Linked DNA regions of Mus musculus: region 2 is linked to region 1. A link is a contact called in ENCODE POLR2A ChIA-PET data. All regions are on one chromosome and are shown on one strand. Each heading gives the region's core, a stretch centred on a gene start or an enhancer-like site at or near the end of the contact. The rest is flanking DNA. Distances are from core to core; before and after follow the strand shown.

Region 1 (3,034 bases), core at 424-2,923:
ACCACAAGCCTCACCCATGGTGCATATTGTATACCCACAGGCTATACCCTCATCCTGGAATATACTTCAACAGTCTGGAAGACACTTTGCTATTTAGTGGGGTTTTTTCCCTTAAATATATTTTTATTAGCCATTTGAAAATCTCATATAATGTGACAGCACCCAAGGACGATATAGTCATCCTAACCCGGAGAGCTGCTTAGGGTAGGGAGCTGTCTTAGAATTTAGGAGAGAGAAGGGTGGTGAGGCATGGACCTCAGACACTTGAAAGTATATCAGTGTATGATATTTGCTTTGTAGACGCAACCATGAAGCTGTGAGTTGGCAAAACCCCAAGATCACAGAACGGTGCAAAACTTCAGCCTCCTTAAAAACAAAATGTTGCAGCAGCACATATACTAAAATTGCAGCGATACAGTGAAGATTTGCATGGCTCCTGTGCAAGGATGACGAGCAAATTCATGCCTGATCTACATGGTGAGTTCTAGGACAGTCAAAGCTCATGTCTCAAAAGAGAAGCTACTATGATTTAATCAATTGTGTGTGTGTGTGTGTGTGTGTGTGTGTGTGTGTGCGTGCGCGCGCGCGCGCGCGCGCCTTGGCATGAATGTGGAGGTCAAGGACAACCTTCAGGAGTCGGTGCTTTCTTTCCATTATGCGGATCCTGGCTATGAGACTTGTGGGCAGGTGCTTTTACACACTGGGCCATTTCAATGTCCCATCTCACTTCAATCGGTTGTTCCTTCAGTCTGTAGTAACAAAACATTCTGTGCTGTAGGCATTATCCTAACCCACCAAATAGATAACTCAGGAAAGACAAAAACAAAAGTAAGCTTACTTGTTTGGACGTAATTATGATATCCTGCTAATTATACTTGCAGGATTGAAGAGGTGGGTAATCTTAATTAAGGGGTTTCCCCAGGGGAGTGCCCCATGAATCAGAGCTTGTCTTCTAAGTCCCAACTTCTCAGCGTCGTCTCTTTCTGAACTGTTCACAGGCAGGACAAGAAAACTTCACAGAGTTCTTGTAGGTACAATTTTCCAAAGATAAGGAATACTGGGAAAGAGAAAAGATCTTCTTGCTAAGCAGGGTTGGCACTGAAGTTTTGTTGCCATGGCAACCAATGGTCTCCTGGGGCCGGGAGCGCGATGGCGCGTGTGTGCATTCACCTCTTTCCTTCCTGGTTCGCTCAGGGATTTTGCCCCACTTCAAGCTGAAAGAAAGAGAATAGAGCTCCGGATTTAGGGTGATGGGCGGAGGCCTTAACGAATGGAAGCGTGGTCCTGTCCAAGGCCAACCAATAATATACGAAGTTTGTCTCTGACAGAGCCCTCCCTCTTTTCACTTGGACCTGAATAACCTGACCCAAACAGAGTTTCTGTTGGAGCGACGGCTCTTTAAGCCAATGAAAGCACTGATTTGGGACAGTGCAGAAGAAGAGGCGGGACAGATTTTTATGGCAACGCCTGAATGACAGCGACCCGAGCCATTGGCTGTAGTTCGCTGGATTTATTGACAGAGTGGGCGTGGAGGGGTTTTGTCAGGGCACCGACTGGGGCCAGAAGAGGCGGGAAAAAGAGAGCAATGAGAGTCAGCCAATAAGAACAGCGCGAGTTTCATAGCAACGGAAGAGTGACGGCGGGTTGGGCCAAAGGAAGGTTAAGCTGTTTGTTACGCCGGCCGAGGGGAGGCGCGGCGGCTGTGTCGGACGAGAGCCGGAGGAGGCGGTGGGTGGAGGTGGCGGCTGCAACGCGGGTTCCTGAGGAGAAGGAGGAGGAGAAGCGGGTGAGGGGCGGCGCGGGGCCCGACCTCTGAGCCCCCTCTTGGCCCCCGCCCCGCGCCGCCCGGCCTCCCAGTCACCCCCTGAACCGGCTGTCCCCGGGCCCTTCCTCGAACCTTGCGGTCCAAGTCTCCAGCCCCGCGGATCTACGCGCTCCTCACTCGTACCCTTCCCTGCACCCTTGGAGCCCATGCAGACTCCTCTCTCACTCTCAGGACTTTCCTTGCACCTTAGGAGTCGCTCCTTGCCCCACCAGGGCCCATCCCCACCACCTTTTCCTGCATCGTAACCTACCTACCCTGTCACACTCAGGGCACTTCCTGACTCCTGTCTCACTATCCTGGTCTCTGAGGCCCTTCCTCTGACTCTCTGTTTCCCCAGCCCCCTTCTGCAACCTTCCCAGGCTTTAGTTAGCTACTTAGCGCCCTCAATTCCCTCCTCGAACCCGTAGGATCTTTCAGGTTTCCATCACTTCAAATCCCCCAGGATTCCCTCAAACCCTGCTTGGAACCGCTAAGCCCTTCCCTTGGACCCCAGGCATATCTACCCTTTGGATTTCGTGGGCTCCTCCCTTGCAACCTCAGGTGCCTTCTTCCCCCCACCCCCGCCAATCCTGACTTCCCTCCATCTTTCTCTCCCCTTTCTCTCCCTTCACATCATACTCCCTACACCTCACTTTGTCTTTTCCCAGCTTCCAGGCTTTTTTTCTAAGCACCCTCTTCATTTAACCCAGACCGTTTTTTTTCCAGATCTTTCTCCCAGAGTGGCGGAGTGTGTCTTGCCACACTCTGCCTTCTTGCTCTCTCCCAAAGCGCAGAATTGTCAGACACACCACAGTGAGGGTACTGGGTAACCTGGCCCTCCATTTTATTTGATTTGGTTTTCTGAATCTATTTTTTTCCCCTCTTTGCCTCCGACCCTTTGTTTTGACTTGTTCCTCCTCTCCTTTCTGTTCCTCCCTTCTTCCTGTTTTTTGTCCTCTGGCGGGCTTCCCTTTTGCTGGAGTCCTCGGAGAGGCATTAGGGACTGGATCCTTCTTCCCCTAATGGCTGCCTGGGCTCCACCCACAACCTTTTGACCACTCCCCAGAGGAGGGTGACCTTGGAGGGAGGTGCTGAGGACGGGAGAATCAGCCTAGCAGGGGGTCAGCAAAGGCAGGCCAGAAGCTCCTATGGAGTTCCTTTTCCCCTTTCCCTTGATGAGAGCCCAGCTATCCCAACTCCCTCCTGCCATGCTAAGCCTTTGGAGTTATC
Region 2 (2,927 bases), core at 62-2,561, 270 kb after region 1:
GTTCTGTAGTTTCAGAAACAAAACCTTTTTACCAATGAAATGGGAATGCCAGTGTTTCCTTCATACAGTGATGGTGTGAGCTAAGTAAAACTGTAGCAAGCTGTACAACGCACTTAGGAAAGCCGAGGCACAGGAAAGACGTAACTGAGCAGTTTGACCAAGTTCCTCTTAGTTTCTTTATTCTCATATGCTTCTTAGTTAACTTGACTTTTCTAAGTTAAATCTTCACTGAGACTTGCTTCCAAATCCCACCTAACTTCTCCTTCAAATAAGTCACATTTTTCTATAATCACCTCTACTTCGCTATTATATTCTTAGCTTGCCGCCAAGCCCCCCCCCCAAGCATTTTTACCTTCGTGATAAAAACCTGATAGTTCCACTAAAACTTTCCAAATTGCACACCTAGATCGCTGCCCCCCCCCCCGCCCCCCGTCTTGTCTTGTTGTTTTTTCTTTCTTTCTTTCTTTTTTTTTTTTTTCGAGACAGGGTTTCTCTGTATAGCCCTGGCAGTCCTGGAACTCACTTTGTAGACCAGGCTGGCCTCGAACTCAGAAATTCGCTTGCCTCTGCCTCCCAAGTGCTGGGATTAAAGGCGTGCGCAACCACCGCCCCGCTAATGCCCCCACCCCCACCCCCTTGTCAAGGTAAGCTTTTCTTTAAGTCACACCTCAGGCAAACTTCACACAACATACTCTGGGCCTCTGTTGTCTTACTGGACCCCAGTTTTCCCCTCATCTTACGAAGTTTCTTCAATTTTTCAACCAAGGCCCTTTCCCCCATTTCATGAGATTCACGCCTCTTTGCTAGGCCCCACTTTATATAAACCTCTCCATTTTCTAACCAGTCTCCACACTTTCTTGAAACCCCTCCCCTCCAACTATAAGCCACGCCTCAACAAGCTACTCCTCCAGTTCTGCCCCGCCCCGACCACCTTAAGCTCCGCCCCTCCTGCGCCCTACGGTGTCTGGTGCAGCCGGCCCCCACCCCCACCCCTGCTCGATCTTGCGAACAAGGCCCGGAAAACTGGCCCTTTGTACCCCTCTCCCTGCCCCTACAAGGTGCAGTCTCGGGCGCCCGAGTCGGGGGCAGGTCAAGCGGCCCAGGAACTAGGCAAGACCACCTTGCTTTTGCGTTGCGGAGGTCCTGGAGACCAGGCAGGCCTCCGGGGGGCCGGGAAAGTCTGTCCGCTTTCCTGTTTAATTACTTACACCTCCCTCTGGGCGCCGACATTTTGGGTAGCGGGGTCAGCGTCACTTCCACCTGAGGGGCCTCTCGACTTCCGCCTCAGCTCTCTTCTACGCCCCCCCAACCCCCCTTTACCCCTCCTTCTTGGCTTCTCTATCCCGCCCCCGCCCCGCCCTTCTGTGTTTTCCTTTCCTATTTCCAGCCGCGGAGGTTAAAGAAGCTAGGCTAGCGCCATCTTTGTTGAGGGCAGGGCAGGGGCGGGGCCTAAGTTACCCGCGGCGCCATATAGACTAAGGGCAATACTCTCAGCGTGCAGCATTTCGTAGCCCACGGTGCGGTTACAAAGAGTTAACATAGATGTGTTTAGATAAGATTGCTTTTTTTTTCTAGTCTTTGACTTCTGCTGGGAAGGATGCGGGAAGAGGGAGAAAAATCCAAGTGGTCAAACTTGTTCAGAGTTAGGAAACACCAAGCACCATTTTACTACTTTAACTCCATGGCTCTTTGAAGCTGATGGGCGCCATATTAATTAGGGGCACTTAGCAGCCATTTCCCGCTTCTCATCTATCCGGTACCTGTATTTGATTGGGTCACCGGGTTGGGAAGGCTTCGTGGGAGGAAAGGCATTTTTGCAGGTGGTTGGGGATTTTTGTGCGTTGTCACTGGGCACACGAAGGCGCCTGATACGCAGGCGCATTTGTTGCTAGCGTGTCGGGGCCTTGGGACCCAGGGCATCCTCTTTGTTCCCCGCGGGCGCTGGCAGCAGGGAAGGGAGGGAGGGGCCCCCGGCTTCCGTGCCGAGGGGCGGGGTCCAGCTCACGCTCTGCTACCTCCCACACCCCCGCCCCGCCGCCGCCTAGGGGCTGGGCCCCCTCTCTCCCGCCCCTTCCCACGCTTCGGCCCGTCGCCCCCGGCGCGCGCGCGCGTACACACGCGAGCCCAGGCAGCATGCAAATGAGGTACCCAGAGGCGGGGGGCCCGGGTGGGGGGGATGGGGGAAAGAGGGTGGTCCCGGCGCGCGCGCATAAGCGCGCACCCGGCACCTGTTCCCAGCTTCTTTGCTCTCTCCTGCGCACGTCGACCTCGCGCCCCGCCGAGCGGTCTGGGCTCGCGCGCGCAGACCCCCTTCTGGCAGCCCCTGCCACCAATGTCCCCGCGCCGCTCATTGGCCACCGTACCCTGAGGGCCCGCCCCGCTTGCGGGCTGGGCCACTCGCGCCTGACAGGCACGCGTCGTACCGGACTTGTGGGTGGGAGAGGGTCGAAGAGCCACTCTGTCACTTCATAGGTATGTTTCAGAAACTCAGCTTCTTGTCCAGGCTTCCTCATCGTGCGAACCATATGATCCTGGACAAGTTGCTTCTGTGTGGACCTCATGCTATGTGCATATTAAAAGGGGGTGCAAGTTTTGGGGGTGTAGCTCAGGCCCAGTATGTGTGAGGCCCTGATTAGGATAGCCAACACCACACACAAAACTTTAAACCAACCAAACAATAAAATAATAAAAAGAGGGGTGCAGGGTCCCCCGACAGAATCTGCTGCTAGCTGCACCTTTGACCTTTGACCCCAAGTACACTCAATTCCTACTATCCTGGGATCTTGTGGGCACTGGGGAAAGTCCTGGAGCTTTCTATTTTCTAGACTGTGCACTAAGGACATTTTTGAAGCTTCCTCATTCCTGTCGATTCTCCCAACAACCTTGGTATATTGACTTTATAGAGAAGGAAACAGACTCAGGCAAAG

Evidence for each region. ChIA-PET counts read pairs that join two places held with the same protein, here RNA polymerase II (POLR2A).
Region 2: POLR2A ChIA-PET joins it to region 1 with 30 read pairs in embryonic stem cell. The contact joins the promoter of Fiz1 here to the promoter of Kmt5c in region 1. POLR2A ChIA-PET finds 5 or more read pairs at or near these places in 3 of 5 experiments (Patski and embryonic stem cell).

Annotation. Positions count from the first base shown.
Region 1 is chr7:4,738,454-4,741,487 of GRCm38, forward strand. Kmt5c (lysine methyltransferase 5C) reads left to right here and starts at 1,674. Exons shown (of 9, transcript NM_146177.2): 1 at 1,674-1,786. Gm24537 (a small nuclear RNA gene) reads left to right here and starts at 379; the gene lies at 379-480. It overlaps Gm42369 (a long non-coding RNA gene), which reads right to left and starts at 1,627. Exons shown (of 2, transcript XR_881802.3): 1 at 839-1,627; 2 at 537-749.
Region 2 is chr7:5,013,417-5,016,343 of GRCm38, forward strand. Fiz1 (Flt3 interacting zinc finger protein 1) reads right to left here and starts at 1,312. Exons shown (of 3, transcript NM_001110329.1): 1 at 1,209-1,312. Zfp524 (zinc finger protein 524) reads left to right here and starts at 2,092. Exons shown (of 2, transcript NM_025324.2): 1 at 2,092-2,144.